Linked DNA regions of Homo sapiens: region 2 is linked to region 1. The links are chromatin loops, found by intact Hi-C in ENCODE. Cell type or tissue: heart left ventricle. All regions are shown on one strand.

Region 1 (8,000 bases):
GAGGTTGCAGTGAGCCAAGATCGCGCCACTGCACTCCAGCCTGGTCAGAGCCTGGACAGAGCGAGATTCTGTCCCCAAAAAACAAACAAACAAACAAACAAAACAAAACAGAACAAAAAGAACGCCTTCAACAGCAAAGAGTTGCAAAGAAATGTTGCAATTCCAGGTGGAAGCAAACAGCTGGTTTCTCCTAATTTAGCAAACGTAAAGACAAATCTAATGTCGTTACAATTCATCATTTCAGGAGCGCCTTATTTGGGGGCTTCAAACACTTTGCCACAATTGACATCCTACTAATTCCTTTCCAATCCAATACTGTCCCTTAAACCACTGTGGGGGTGGTCAGGGGGAATGTACTTTCTCCTCCTTGTATCGTTTTTCGGCCTCCCAAGGAGAGAAGCCCTTGGAAAACACAGTAGGTTCGGCAAACTGAGAACACACACTTATAAGAATACCGCCCTCGAAGGGACCTTTTAGTTTTATGGAAAGTAGCAAACCTCCCCCTCTTTCCCCGCCCCCCCGCCAGCCGGGTTTTGGACGCGCTCCCTGGGGGTGGTAGCTCTCTGCCCTCACCCTCCCGAGACTGCCGGGGCCTGAGTCCCTCGCTGTCCAGAATGACCCCAAAAGCGGGACTTTGAGGGCCAGTTGGATAAAACATAAACTCATCTCGCCCTCAAAACCCCGATTCTGAGACCACAGCCTCCAAAAGCCTCTTTTCCCAAGAAGTGAGTCCCCATTCACGGCTGACAGCACCGGGGCAGGCCGCCTTTGAGGCAAGAGTTTGGAGAACCGGGATCACTGAAGGAATCGTTACTGGGTGTTCCCTCAGGGCGGCGGTTCATCTCACCAAAATGCCAGGGGGTCGCTGTGGGAGGAGGGGACATTTGCCACACCATGGCTGAGGGCAAGAGGATCGCTTGATCCCGGGGTGTCTCTTCCCTCCCGGAGCAATCACCAATCTCGCCCAGCAAACAGGCCTAAAAGCTTCCCGGACAACACGAGGGGTGCCCCAAACGTCCCTTAGCAGCGGATAAATCGGGTGTCCGAGGTGCCTCGTACAGTTCCCCCCACCCCATCTCCAGCTAAATAAAGTTTGGTTATTTGTGTCCTTAATCGTCTCTCATTAAAGTCAAATTTGCTGCGCGCCCAAGTTGGGGGAAATGATTTCCATTTTAATAGCTTAATTAGCCTCTAGGTTCTGGAAAGGCCACTCCCCCACGCACCTTTTCTCCTCATTTTAACCCCCCTCCCTTTTTCACAACTTCTCCTAAAAATAAATTATAAATATGGATGTGTCCTCAGAGGACATAAGCGGCGCATTCCAACGCTCCGCTTGGTGGGGATTGGAAGCAAAGAGAAACCAGAAACGCCACTCCCCCCACCCCCAAATCAAAATGCCTTTTTCTTTTTTTTTCTAACTTCTTTTTCCTAACTTGGTGTTGTCTCGGGCACAGACACCCCGCTCCGCACCCCGGAACCTAGTTTTTTTGCCCCCGTCCTGCAGAAGCTAAAGCCAACGCGCCAGGGCTGCCTGCTTCTCGGGGGGAGGGAGCTGACAACTTTAGGGGGCGGCGGTAACTCTCTGGGGACGGTGGTTCCCGGCTAGTCCGGGATCCCCGGGGCCCGGCCCCCGCAGGCGCCGCCGCCCATGCCAGCGGGGCTCGGGCGCACGTGGAGCGGCGGGCGCGGCCGGCCTGCTCCGCGCGCGGCATTGAGATCGGGGTCACGCAGCGAGTCAGTTTCCCGAGCGGGCTTTCCGGGGTGGGGGCGGGGACGCGGACGCTCCACCGCCTCGTCAATTTCCAAGCCCAGGCACTAGGGAGGCTGGGGGCGGCCTCGCCCCCTTCCTACCTCCCGGCTTCACACGCCCCTCTGGGGAGCGGGGGAGGGGTCCGAGGGGGAGCCGGGGTGGCGGCAGCGGCGGCAATCGCAGCCCAGACAAGCGTCTCGCGCCGAGTCCCGAGAGAACCGCGCGCTCCCCCGCCGCCACCTCCCCTCTCCCGTTCCCATCCACCCCGCAGACAGCCGCCCCACACCCCTTCGGCCCTGGGGGCTTGGGCACCCACCTGCCGCGATCCCTGCCTTGGCTGGCGGAAGGTGCCAGGCGGGAAGAAGGGGAGCACTCACCGCCGCTGCCGCCTCCGGGGGTGCACGGGCCCCCCCACCCAGGGCTGCGCCTTCCCGGGCTCCGGGCAGGCGTGCGCCGGGCGGGGGGCGCCCCGCGGGCCCTGCAGCCTCCGCCTCGATTGGAGCCCAGCCTTAAATCCTCCACCGTGGAGAAGAAGGGTACTTCCAGAAAAAAAATCCGCCCCTCCCCAGACGAGATCCAAGTGATGGGCGGGGAGCGTAGAAAATCCTTTTCTGCAGAGAGCGCGCAGCCGACGGGGCTGCACCCGGCCTCCACGGTCCGCTGCCGCCACAAAGCCGCGCCCCCGCCCCCCCCAACCCCCCAGCGCCCTATGGCCGGCCCGGGGCGGGGGCTGGGCCGGCCCGGGGTTGGCCGCGCTGGGGAGGCGGCGGCGGCAGCGGCCCAGGCGGCGGGGCGGCTCCTCCCCGGCCAGGCAGAGAGGGCGAGAGCCTGGAAGCCTAGCGCGCCCGCCCGGGTGGGGGTGGGGGTGGGGGTGGGGGTGGGGGTGGGGGCGGGGGCCGGGGTGGGGGGGCGCCTTCCTAGAAACGCTCGCCAAATATAGTCAGCGGATAGGGGCATTCCTAGAAATGCGGCGGCGACGTCAGCCTCGACCCTGGGGGCGGGGGGCAGAGCCCGGGGTGCTTCAAACAGGGGGCACGGAGGAGGGGGAAAGAGTCCCCACTTCCAGTACCACCGCAGCCCACAGACGGAACCGAGGCCGGGCTTCCCTCCCGAGGGGCGTGCTGGAGTCCTCCAAAGGCGCTTGAGGTATCCGGGAGCTAGGGGCGCATCCACTGAAGATTCAGACCCGGTCTGTCCCCCTCTTTCGGGAACACCCAGTGCCAATGCCAGCTGGCGCTTTTGGCCCTTCCCCCAATTTTCAGCACCCCCCGCTTCCCCCGCCGCACAAACACACACAACCCCCGTGAACAAACAGTAAAAGTAGGAGCAGCATCAGGCAGGTTCCCCAAGCCTCTTACACCCACCCCATGACGGTCTCTCACCTCCTCTGGAATGGCTGGAGTCCCCTGGATCCCCCAGGGTTGAAATTGCACAGACACACTGTGTTCCCAAGAACTCCCCCAAATACCAACCCAGCTTCGGGCCAGAAAATAAAGTTGTGCTTCCTCCTCCCCAGTCCAATGTCACTTTGTTGCTGCTTCCGGGGCTAAGGGCTCTTGGAGAGGTGCTGGAACTTGGGGGTAGGGCACAAGGGTGTCCCCTCCACCTGGCAAAGATCTGGCCTCTGGTGCTGACACTCTCACCAGCCATAGCTGTAATACTTTTCATTTCCCGCAGTAAGGGAGATGCCCCCCCCCAGCAGCTCATCCCCTTCCTAAAATCTTCCCCCACCCCCACACCCCTGCCCAGGGACCCCCAAATCCATTGCAGAAGTGGCCCCTCTTTCGCAAAGAGAATCCACATAACTGAGACATGACTTGTCCCTCTCCACCGCCCAGCCTCTCTGCGCGAAAACGTGACTGGCCTGAACCTCCCAGGATCATAAAAAATGTATTTTGCTGTCCTCTGTTGGCCAACACAGGTCACGCTCATAAAACACACCACCCAACTTAGCGGGCAGTCCTGATGCCACAGAGGAGGTCCCAGGGACCCCAGCCAAGGGGAGCGAGCTGGCCTCCTCTCCTTCTGCCTGTGGTGTCCCTGCCCTCTCCATCCTCTTTCTTTCTTTTTCTTTTTTTTTTTTTTGTTTGAGACAGAGTTTCACTCCTCTTGCCCAGACTGGAGGGCAGTGGCGCGATCTCGGCTCACTGCAACCTCTATCTCCCAGGTGTAGGCGATTCTCCTGCCTCAGCCTCCAGAGTAACTGGGATTACAGGCATGCGCCACCATGCCCAGCTAATTTGTGTATTTTTAGTAGAGATGGGGTTTCACCATGTTGGCCAGGCTGGTCTCAAACCCCCGACCTCAGGTGATCCACCCGCCTCGGCCTCCCAAAGTGCTGGGATTATGGGTCATCTTTCTTATCTTGCAGCCGACGCACAGGACTTGCTCATGTCCCCTTTTCCTCATTGGGCCTTAATTCCAGAAATCTGGAGGGATTTCTTCCTTGCTCTAGGGGAGGCAAGGAAGGCTGTGTTCACTCTGGACCCGGGGTCGGTGGGGCACGGGGGACCTTGGGATGGTTTTTCCAATAGCAACTTGGAGAGGAAATGTAGCACAAAAGGCAACAGCTGATCACTGATAATAACAGTCCCCATTCCCCCCCACCCCGAGACCTAAGCACATGAAGAATAGTAACTTACTGAACTTACCCATTTTCCAGATCGAAAGACTGAGGCTAGGCCAGGCACCGTGGCTCATGCCTGTAATCCCAGCACTGTGGGAGGCTGAGGCGGGTGGATCATTTGAGGTCAGAAGTTTGAGACCAGCCTGGACAACGTGGTGAAACCCCGTCTCTACTAAAAATACAAAAAAGTTAATGGGGTGTGGTGGTGAGCACCTGTGGTCCCAGCTACTTGGGAAGCTGAGGCAGGAGAGTGGCTTGATCCCGGGAGGCGAAGGCTGCAGTGAGCCAAGATTGTGCCACTGCACTCCAGCCTGGGCGACAAAGTGAGACTCTGTCTCAAAAATAAAAATAAAAAATAAAACAAAAGACTGAAGCTTAGAGGTCAGTTGTTCATGGAACTAACACCTGCTGGCCCTCTGTGTGCCAGGCACAGAGCTGCTGCTAGAGCCCCCAGAGCTAAGGTGGTAAACAGCACAGGTCCCTGCCCTTGAGGAACTAGACGTCTCAGGGAAAGACTTGAGTCAACAGGTGAGCACTTCGCTGCCGTTATGGTCCAGGGCACCGCGACAGAGCGAGGCTGGGCTGGGGGTGTCCTACCCTGGCCCTTCCTGCAGGGGTTGTCTCCATCCAGCCTGCAGTATCCTCACCGGCTCTTCTTGCAAGCTGCATTGAAAGAGAGCGGCTGTGTCTCCCCCTGCTGCGTGTCGCCAGCTCGGGGGACCCCGGGCACTGCTTCGCCTCTCTGGGCCTCTGTTTCCTCCTTGGTAAAGTAGGAGTCACAAGGCCTGCCTTATAGGACTTTTAGCGGGATTGCCTGAGACAGACAACCTGTAGGAGTACATGGCAACAGTGATTGGTGAGCTTGGTGCTGTCACCTGGAGGATGGGATGTCTGAGCTGAAACTGTGAAAAAGGAAAACACTGGGGCCGGGCACAGTGGCTCACGCCTGTGATCCCAGCACTTTGGGAGGCCAAGGATCACCTGAGGTCAGGAGTTGGAGACCAGCCTGGCCAACATGGTGAAACCCCGTCTCTACTAAAAATACAAAAATTAGCCAGGCGTGGTGGCGCGTGCCTGTAATCCCAGCTACGCCAGAAACTGAGGTGGGAGAATCGCTTGAACCCAGAAGGTAAGAGGTTGCAGTGAGCCGAGATCGCACCATTGCACTCCGGCCCAGGCAACAGAGCGAGACTCTGTCTCAAAAAAAGAATACACAGGGCTGGTGGGAGGGATCGAGTCGGGGCAGCAGGCACCGCATGTGCAAAGGCCCGGCCCCTCTGGGGAACTAAAATAGCTGCAGCAGTGCTGCCTTGGGGGCCTCCAGGTGCTGCCCCCACCCACATCTGTGCCCTGAGCCACAAGATTTTGGAAGCTCACCTCATCTCTCCAGTTCAGGCCCTGCCTGGGCTCTGGGACACCTGGATCAGGTGCAGAAGGAAAAACCAGGCCACCAAAGGCAGCCAGGGCCCGACCTTTATCTTGCAATTGAAATCCCCTTCAGAGGTGCCCCCTGGATCCTTCTGAGGCCTGCCCTTGCCAGGCCTGGCTTGGCTTCCCCGTGACTCAAGCGAGTGGCGGCCTGAAATCCAGTTCAGCAGTGGAAGCGCCGCCAGACTCCGGAAAACAGCCCGCTCTTGGTCCGGAAGCCCCAGAGGCCCACCCTGGCCTTCTCCCAGGAAGGAGCCCCACCTGCATCCAGGTTTCTAGCCCCAGGGCGATGCCAAGGCCCCAGCCAGAACTAGGGAGCGGCCACGCCAGGCAGAAGGAGCCCTGGAGGGCCGCAGCCGTGCTCAGCCTCTGGGAAAGTCTTGGACTCTGGGCTCCCAGGCCCGCACAGAGAGGGTGGGCGCAGGCTTTGCCCTGCCCGCCTGTGGGCGCTTTCCTTGGGGCCTGGGGAAGGAGGACAGGAGGGTACCAGCGCCCAGTTACTGCCACCTCCTGAGCCTCCCAAAATACCCACAATGAGAAACTTCCCAAGCAAACATACAGAATGTATTGTACAATTGGTTTTATTTTTATTTTATTTACTTATTTATTTATTATTTTGAGACGGAGTCTCACTGTCGCCCAGGCTGGAGTGCAGTGGCACAATCTCGGCTCACTACAAGCTCCGCCTCCTGGGTTCACGCCATTCTCCTGCCTCAGCCTCCAAAGTAGCTGGGACTACAGGCGCCTGCCACCACGCCCGGCTAATTTTTTTGTATTTTTTAGTGGAGACGGGGTTTCACTGTATTACAGGATGGTCTCGATCTCCTGACCTCGTTATCCGCCTGCCTCGGCCTCCCAAAATGCTGGGATTACAGGAGACGGGGTTTCACTGTATTAGCCAGGATGGTCTCAATCTCCTGACCTTGTGATCCACCCGCCTCGGCCTCCCAAAGTGCTGGGATTACAGGCGTGAGCCACCGCACCCGGCCTGTACAATAGGTTTTAAATGCTTGGATTGAACAAATGTAGGCTTGTTAAAAACAGACACACAAGTCCATAGCCATACGGTGATGCTAGCCATGGGACAATGGCGGAATATAGGTGCTTCCAGAGGGATCCTTGGAACAGTTTGTTTTTTTGGTGGTTATTTATTTATTTATTTATTTATTTATTTATTTATTTATTTATTTTTGAGTTTCGCTCTTGTTGCCCAGGCTGGAGTGCAGTGGCACGAACTCAGCTCACTGCAACCTCTGCCTCCTGGGTTCAAGCAATTCTCCTGCCTCAGCCTCCCAAGTAGCTGGGATTAGAGGCGTGCGCCACCACGCCCGGCTAATTTTTTTTGGTATTTTTAGTAGAGACGGGGTTTCGCCATGTTGGTGAGGTTGGTCTTAAACTCCTGACCTCAAGTGATCTGCCCGCCTCGGCCTCTCAAAGTGCTGGGATTACAGGCGTGAGCCGCTGCGCCCAGTTTGGGACACCGTTTGAAGTGGTGTGATGGCTGACTTTCTCATTCAACCCCATCAGAAGGAGGCTGTGCCCACCCTATGATACCTTCTGGAGAGAACGTTAAGAAACGAATCTAGGCCTGATGCAGTGGCTCACGCCCATGATGGTGGAACTTCAGGCATTGGTGGAAGGAGGACCACTTGAGGCCAAGAGCTCAAGATCAGCCTGGGAAACATGGTGAGACCCCTATGTTGAAAGAGAGAAAGAAAGAGAGAGAGAGGAGGGGAGGGAGGGAGGGAGGGAAGGTAGGAAAAGAAAAAAGAAAAAGAAAGAAGGAAGGAAAGAAAGAGAGAAAGAAAGGAAGGAAAGGAAGGAAGGAGGGAAGGTAGGAGGGAAGGAAGGAAAAGAAAAAAGGAAAAGAAAGAAGGAAGGAAAAAGAAAGGAAGGAAAGGAAGGAGGGAAGGTAGGAGGGAAGGAGGGAAGGAAGGGAAGGAAGGAGGGAAGGAAGGAGGGAAGGAAGGAGGGAAGGTAGGAGGGAAGGAAGGAAGGAAGGAGGGAAGGTAGGAGGGAAGGAAGGAAGGAGAGAGAGAGAAAGAAAGAAAAGGAAAGGAAAGAAAAGAGGAAAGCAAGCAAGCCCGGTGTGCAGGTGGGCACCTGTAGTCCGAGCTACTTGTGAGGCTGAGGCTGGAGGATCACTTGAACCCAGGAGTTTGAGATTGCAGTGAGCTATGATCACGCCACTGCACT
Region 2 (8,000 bases), 120 kb before region 1:
CTTCCATCTCTCGTTCATATGATGAGTTGGTGCCTCTTAACTCAATAGTGTCTTTAGTTCAGATGATTTGACCACATGGAAAATGTCCCTCTGTCCCTCATGTTGAGGAGACTAGCCCTCACAAACCGTTGTTCTTCATACCGAGGCCTATGATGGGCTAGGCACGTTATTATTAATATCCCTGTTGTTCCCTCGGGAGGGGAAATGAAGGCTTAGAGCAGTTTATTTATTTTATTTTATTTTTTTTCCAAGATGGAGTCTCGCTCTGTTGCCCAGGCTGGAATACAGTGGTGCGATCTTGGTTCACTGCAATCTCTGCCTCCTGGGTTCAAGCAGTTCTCCTGCCTCAGCCTCCCAAGTAGCTGGGATTACAGGTGCCCACCACCACCCCTGGCTAAATTTTGTATTTTTAGTAGAGACAGGGTTTCACAGTGTTAGCCAGGCTGGTCTCAAACTCCTGACCTTGTGATCTGCCCACCTCAGCCTCCCGAAGTGCTGGGATTACAGGCATGAGCCGCCACACGCAGCCCTCAGAGCAGTTTAGAAACAACCCAAGGTCCCACAGCTAGTAAGTGGCAGAACTGAAACTCAAACCCAGTCTCTCTGCCAGAGACGGAGTTTTAACGGCCACACAGACTGAGAGAGAGAGTTGAGACACTTACGTAAGGTGGGAGCCCTGCAAATGATTGGGTGTGGTGGTGTTCTGGAATCTTCTGAAGCTCTGTATTGAGTGCTGTGAGGCATGGCTTTCCCCTGCCCCTCCTAACCTTGGACCCTGACACATCAAAGCCAGTCTTGGGCACACGTGGCTCTTGCCTGGTTGACAGTCCCCATCAAGCTGGTGAGGTGGTCTTGTCTTTTTTCCCCAACCTGTTGTAATTTGACTCTTAGGAATTGTGCCGTGAGCGCTGAGATTTGTAGACATCCCATTGTAGGGGTCTTGGTTGCGTATCACTGTGCCCATGGCTCTTAGGGTGACACACACCCAACTCCCAAATTCTGTCCCGAATGAGAGGTGGGGTCCAGAGGCACTTAAAAGTCCAGGGAGTCTGAGGGACAGGGATGCTGACAGTGGGCACTGGTGGTTTGTCTGTTCTACTGTTTCAGGGGGATGAGCCCACCATGTGGAATTCAGATGGGCCTTCTGGCTACCCCAGGGGCCTCCAGCTCAGCTTCCTGGGTGTGTCAGAGAGGCGTGCCAGGAGCCAGAGCTGAGGAATGAGGCTGGGCTTACTGCCACCCAGGAGGAGTCCCTCTGGAGAGCCTCAGAAAGTACCTGCAATGGCAATACAACAGAAGAGCCTCTAAATATCTCCTTTTGGGGATACGGCAGGAAAGCCAAAGGAAATGTGAAGAGATGTCTGAACGCCCAGAGGAAACCAGTGGGCCCTTCCAGGAGTTCTATTTGCGGTAAGAAACCTTGGCATGGGGCAGCCAGCTCTCCTGCAAAAATAGACCAATGTGCTGAGAAGCAGCTCAATTCTGGGAGCAATTCCCCTCCATGGGGAAGAGAGCTTGCACTGGGACTTAGAAGGATCTGCCCCCTCTCTTCTTCTTGCCCCTGGACTCCAGAACCAAAAACGGGGAGAAAAAAAGGTAAACATTTTTTTAAAAAAGAACTCTTGGCCAGGTGGAGTGGCTCACACCTGTAGTCCCAACACTTTGGGAGGCTGAGGCAGGAGGATCACTTGAGGCTAGGAGTTTGGGACCAGCCTGGACAACATGGCAAGACCCTGTCTATCAAAAAAATACAAAAATTATCTGGGTGTGGTGGCACATGCCTGTAGTCTCAGCTACTTGGGAGACTAAGGCAGGAAGATTGCTTGAGCCTGGGAGGTCGAGGCTGCAGTGAGCTATGATCAAGACAGTGTACTCCAGCCTGAGTGACAGAGTGAGAACCCCATCTCTTAAGAAAACAAAAAACCAGAACTTATGAATGTATCCATGACTTAAATCAAAAATGGGCCAGTGGAAACACAGGGCAAAGGAAGGTTTCAAATAAGCACCTGGACACAAACGGACCCAGGAGGTGACACACAGTATTGAGGACCCACTCCCCATCACTAGGTCCTTTGGCCTCAAATGAGTGAGATGACTAAGAAAATAGGGCACCATGTGCGGCAGAAGTGAGGGTGGCTAGACAGAAAATGACGGCCTTGACTGTGATGGTCATCACAGACAGGACCCCTAAGAAAGGTGGCCAAGGGGGTCTGGGGACCCATCTTTAGAATACCGGGCTGACAGCATAACAGGGGTTTGGGACACCACCATGAAAGAAGACAATGAAGCCAGGTGCAGTGGCTCACGCCTATAATCCCAGCACTTTGGGAAGCCAAGGCAGGAAGATTGCTTGAGCCCAGGAGTTTGAGACCAGCCCGAGCAACGTAGCAAGACCCCCATCTCTACTAAAAATTTAAAAATTAGCGAAGCATGGCTGGGCACGGTGGCTCACGCCTGTAATCCCAATACTTTGGGAAGCCAAGGCGGGTGGATTACGAGGTCAGGAATTCAAGACCAGCCTGACCAACAGGGTGAAACCCTGTCTCTACTAAAAATACAAAAATTAGCCGGGTGTGGTGGCAGGCTCCTGTAACCCCAGCTACTCAGTAGGCTGAGGCAGGAAAATCGCTTGAACTCAGGAGGTTCAGTAAGCCAAGATCATGCCATTGCACTCCAGCCTGGGTGACGGAGTGAGACTCCATCTCAAAAAAAAAAAAATTAGCCAAGCACAGTGGCATGTGTCTGTAGTACCAGCTACTTGGGAGGCTGAGTGAAGAGGGAGGATTGCTTGAGGCCAGGAGTTGGAGACCAGACTGGGCAACATAGCGAGACCTCAGCTTGGAAGTAAGGAAGGAAAGAAGGGAGGGAAGGAGGGATGAAGGTAGAAAGAAACGGGACAAGATGGACTCCTGAGGCCATCCTAATTCTGGAACACAATACAATGGCCTCTGTATGTTAGGAGGGCTCATTTGGCTTCTCTCTAAGCCAGCAGTCCACATCTTTTTGGCACCAAGGACCAGTTTTGTAGAAGACAATTTTCCACGGATGGGGGCGGGGGGTGGGGGTGGGAGGGGATGGTTTCGGGATGAAACTGTTCCACCTCAGATCATCAGACGTTAGATTCTCGTAAGAGGTGCCCAACCTACATCCCTTGCACGTGCAGTCCACAATAGGGTTTGTGCTTCTATGGGAATATAATGCCACACTGATCTGACAGGAGTCAGGGCTCAGGTAGTAATGCTCACTCACCTGCCGCACACCTCCTGCTGTGCGGCCGGTTCCCAATAGGCCATGGAATGCTTATTGGTCCACAGCCCTGGAGTTGGGCACCCCTCTTCTAAGGCAGAAGCTTCTACTGTCTTAGGAGCAGCGTCCTGGCCTCCACAGCAGGGAGAGAGCAGGAATACCCAGCCACAGATACTGGTCAAGATATTGATCAACTTCCTACCATCATGGTGGAGGCAAGCCTGGAGGCCTCTGGGTGGTCATCAGGTCACCCCAGCACATTTTCCTGCCCCGGACTCCTGGCCACGCTGAGGTTGCTGTGAGCAGACACGATGTGCAGGGTCATGGATGTGCAGCTCAAACTCCTTGACAAGCGGGAGATTTATTTTATGGCCCAAGCAGTTTGGAGACAAAATCGTAAGGTGCTCACCCATCCAGTGTCTCTTCAGCCGGCACTGGGAGGTGTCAAACTGACCACATTCGACTGCCCCTTCCGCCCGCAGAATATGGGTCTGCGTTTCTCTTTCCCTCTTGGTGGCCAAGAACTGTCAACATCCAGCTGTGGCTCTGCACTCAGCCGCCGCTCAGCCTGCTCAGGTTGAAAGGTCAAACGTTGTCTGGAATTGGCAGCCCAGCTTACTAGCAGCTCTTCTGTCTTCAGAGTGCAGTGAGGGGAGCTGTCAGAGGGCTGAGGCAAGGACCAGAGAGGGAACTCCTGCGACAGAGAAAGCTCAGCCCTGGTTATGTTCTGGAGGGAGCATAGCAGGGTCTGTCCCAGGAACTTTATTAGTTAGCGGTTAAGATCCTCATCCACAGAAAAGCCGGTAGGAATTAGCCAGGTGGTGTGTGCCTATGGTCCCAGCTACCCAGGAGGGTGAGGAGGGAGGACTGCTTGAGCCCAGGAGGTTGAGGCTGCGGCTAGCTATGATTGTGTCACTGCGCTCCAGCCTGGGTGACAAAGCAAGATCCTGACTCAAAAAAAAAAAAAAAAAAAAAAGGAAGAAAGAAGAAAGAGAGAGAAGAAAGAAAGGAGAGAAAGAGAAGGAAGGAAGGAGAAAGGAAAGAAGGAAGGAAGAAAAGGAAGAAAGAATGACAAAGAAAAGAAAGAAAGACGAAAAGGAAAGGAAAAGAAAAGAAAAAAGAAACAAAAGCAGGAAAGTGAGGGGAGAGGGCCAGGAAGACAGAAGACAGGATGGGCAAGAAGGGTGGGAAGGATTCCCACACCAGATTCAGGAGTGGCTCTGCATTGGGAAATCCATCTACGACTGCTGGGGACTTGGTTTTGCAAACATGCACAGAGAAACCTTCATCCACCTCTGTGCAATGTTGGACTGAAGTAGAAATGAGCCGCTGTTTTCTGGAAGCACCCCATTTCTTTGAGCTGATCTTCTCTAATAATGAATTCTGGTGAAGCCTGCCATTCACAGCACCCTGCCCTCCCATCTGTAGGAGGTGGGAACAGGACCCAGGCCAGTTGATCAGAGAGCTCCCTTGCCCTGGGATGAGCATGTGACCCAGATGTCTCAATCATGGGGAAGATCCTCTTGCCTGTTATAGCCACTATGCTGGAAGAACAGGATGTGGGCTTGCTGGCCGCCATCTTCCAGTCCACGCTGGGAACCCATCTGCAGGAGGAGGGAAGGAGGACAACCCAGTTTGAGGGAGCATATGGACAGCAGCTATAGAAGGCTCCATATGTGCCCAGTGCTAGATCCACCCCATCCCTTCCTGTTCCATAAATCCATACATCTTCTCTCACTTTTGCTTACCCTAGTTTGAGTTACATTTCTGACACCTGCCACCATAAAAGCCCAAATGATTACAGAGAATATTTGGCTACAGGAAAGACCCTGCAGTCTGTGAAAAAAGAGGCTGCTGGTGCATAGTCATCGTAGACCAGTGCAAAGAGTGAAACAGAAACATCCAGCTTAATCTGCAAAAGCCTTTTTGGATCCTTGAGAGGCGCTCATTAACTTACAGCAAATTGGTGAGCTGATACTCTTCTTTCATCCAGGTGAGTGCATTAACTAGGTTAATGTTCCTGTCTCAAGGGACTGCTGTAGGTTAGGGTGAATGAATGAAAGAAGCAAGTTTTTAAACAGGAAAAAGGCTGCAGGGAAGTTGAGGTGACAAGCATCGTTTCACCCCCAATGGAAGGTGAGCTTGTCTGTTAGGTCCCAGGGACTGAATTGGAGTTCCGTGGTTAGGGAATGACCCATCTCAACAAGCAACTTCCATCATCCTTCCATGGGGATCTGATTAAGGTCTTCTCCAGAAGGAGATGGCCTCGTGAGTTGGGGCTTTTTAATCTCCCTGTCCCTCCTCTAGAAGGGCATTGCTACTGGCCTTGCCCTGCCAAGTCTTCAGTCTACAACAACACTGCCCGGCTTCAGACACAGCCCAGATCCTTCCCAGATCCTTCCCAGACACAGCCCAGATCCTTCCCAGACAAAAAGTCCTTCCGACTTTTTGCCCTTTCGGCCCAGCCTTCCCTATCACTTATGCTGAAATTGGGAACGTTTCCCAAACCAACAATTTCCCAGTCCACAATGTTCCCTTGCTGAGTGTCCCCACAGGAGAGACAGGCAGCCTGATAAATAAAACCAGTCATAAAACCTCCCTGCCTTAGCAAAGGGACTGCTTTGCCAGGCTACCGTCACATAGCACTCCTGTCTCCCGTTTGACTTCATATAGTGAAAATTGTCTAAAAGATAAGGCAGGAGCTCTGGTTGACACCCCCCCTGCCCCCGCCTCATAGATCTCTCTCTAGAAGCATTGGAAGAGGCCGTCTCAAAAAAGAAAAATAAAATAGAAGCATTGGAGGAAAGATGTGGTTTGTAGTGAAACAAATTGGAAGTCAAGCTCAGCCTCAACCACTTACTTGCTTCTGACCTTGGGTAAGTCCTATGTACCTAGGAACCTCGGTTTTCTTTTCTTTCTTTTCTTTTCCTTTTTTTTTTTTTCTTTGAGATGGAGTCTTGCTCTGTCGCCCAGTCTGGAGTGCAGTGGTGCAATCTCGGCTCACTGCAACCTCTGCCTCCTGGATTCAAGTGATTCTCGTGCCTCAGCCTCTAGAGTAGCTGGGACTACAGGCATGCACTACCAGGCCCAGCTAAATTTTGTGTTTTTAGTAGAAACAGGGTTTTGCCATGTTAGTCAGGCTGGTCTCGAACTTCTGATCTCAAATGATCCACCCGCCTCAGCCTCCCAAAGTGCTAGGATTACAGGCACAAGCCACCGCACCTGGCTGGAACTTCGACTTTCTTCTGTACAATGGAGGGGGGACAGTAATACTGCAATGTTTACAATTAGGTTCAACTGAGAGTAACAGAGGTCTGAATACAGTAACTGAAATGGGGTGGGCAGATCACTTGAGGCCACGAGTTCAAGACCAGCCTGGGCAACATAGTGGCATACCATCTACAAAAAAATAAAAATTATCCGGGCGTGGTGGCACAGGCCTGTAATTCCAGCTATTCGGGAGGCTGAGGTGGGAGGAACACTTGAGCCCAGAAGGTTAAGGCTGCAGTGAGCTGTGATTGCACCACTACACTCCAGCCTCGGTGACAGAGTGAGACCCTGTATCTAAAAAAATAAAAAATAAAACATTTGGCCATGCCTATCTGCAAGAACATCTGGGAGAGGTAGCTGTGGTAGGTAGCCTCAAAAATGGCCCCAATATCACTGGATGCAGTGGCTCACACTTTGGGAGGCCAAGGCAGGAGGATTACTTGAGCCCAGGAGTTCCAGACAAGCCTGGGCAACGTAGTGAAACCCTGTCACTACAAAAATTTCAAAATTAGCTGAGCATGGTGGTGCATACCTGTAGTCCCAGATACTTGGGAGGCTGAGGTGGGAGGATCACTTGAGTCCAGGAGTTCAAGGCTACAGTAAGCTATGATCATGCCACTGCATGCCAGCCTGGGTTACAGAGTGAGATCCTGTCTCAAGAAAAAAAAAAGGCCCTTCTCCACTCCCCAAAAGTCCCCATTAATCCCTTTATTCCAGCATTTTCCCCCTTGTGAGGAAGGGGGGAAATTTGTATTTGTATTTGTATTTGTATTTGTATTTGTATTTGTATTCCCACTCGCTTTGAGTGTGGCTGGATCTAGTAACTTTCTTCTAAGCAATAGACTATGGCTGGAAGAATAGAATTTAGTCACATAACCATGTCTAGCTGCAATAACATCTGCATTAGTCTGTTTTCATGCAGCTGATAATGACATACCTGAGACTGGGAAGAAAAAGGGATTTTATTGGACTTACAGTTCCATATGGCTGGAGAGGCCTCAGAATCACGGTGGGAGGTGAAAGGCACTTCTGTCATGGTGGCAAGAGAAAAATGAGGAAGAAGCAAAAGCGGAAACCCCTGATAAACCCATCAGATCTCAAGAGACTTATTCACTATCACAAGAATAACACGGGAAAGACCAGCCCCCATGATTCAATTATCTCCCCCCGGGTCCCTCCCACAACATGGGGGAATTCTGAGAGATACCATTCAAGTTGAGATTTGGGTGGGGACACAGCCAAGCCATATCAACATCTATGGTAAAAGTGATGGGATGTCCCTTGTGAGATTAGGTTTCAAAGAGATGGCAGTTCTGTCTTGGGCATCCTGTCTTGCTCTGAGGAAAACCAGCCACCAGGTAGTGAGGTGCTCTCTGGAAAGGCCCACGTGGTAAGAAACTGATGTCTCTGCTGGGAGCAGTGACTCATGCCTGTAATCCCAGCACTTTGGGAGGCCAAGGCGGGTGGATCACTTGAGGTCAGGA

The links. A loop is a pair of places that touch in the nucleus more often than their neighbours do. Peaks named below come from ENCODE experiments on the same cell type or tissue, not always from the same donor. Only the 100,000 strongest peaks of a DNase experiment are listed, where the experiment ranks them.
Region 2: it touches region 1 in a loop (2.9-fold over the local background); 14 of 110 quality-filtered maps call a loop at or near these places.

Annotation. Positions count from the first base shown.
Region 1 is chr16:14,296,664-14,304,663 of GRCh38, reverse strand. It overlaps MIR193BHG (MIR193b-365a host gene), which reads right to left and starts at 3,283. Exons shown (of 2, transcript NR_170633.1): 1 at 3,133-3,283. It overlaps MIR193B (microRNA 193b), which reads right to left and starts at 697; the gene lies at 615-697. RefSeq lists silencers at 557-606, 1,560-1,799, 1,705-1,865, 2,150-2,639. In heart left ventricle, a CTCF peak has its summit at 3,662 (motif pointing left); DNase peaks (open chromatin) are centred at 753, 2,033, 2,493 and 3,613; H3K4me3 peaks cover 3,464 bases; H3K27ac peaks cover 3,147 bases.
Region 2 is chr16:14,416,756-14,424,755 of GRCh38, reverse strand. It overlaps LINC03107 (long intergenic non-protein coding RNA 3107), which reads left to right. Exons shown (of 2, transcript XR_007065002.1): 1 at 1-6,122. Among named protein-coding and RNA genes, the nearest start is that of LINC03107, 8.0 kb to the left of the region's middle. RefSeq lists a silencer at 3,670-3,964. In heart left ventricle, no CTCF peak of the experiment used is centred here; a DNase peak (open chromatin) is centred at 3,791; H3K27ac peaks cover 1,254 bases.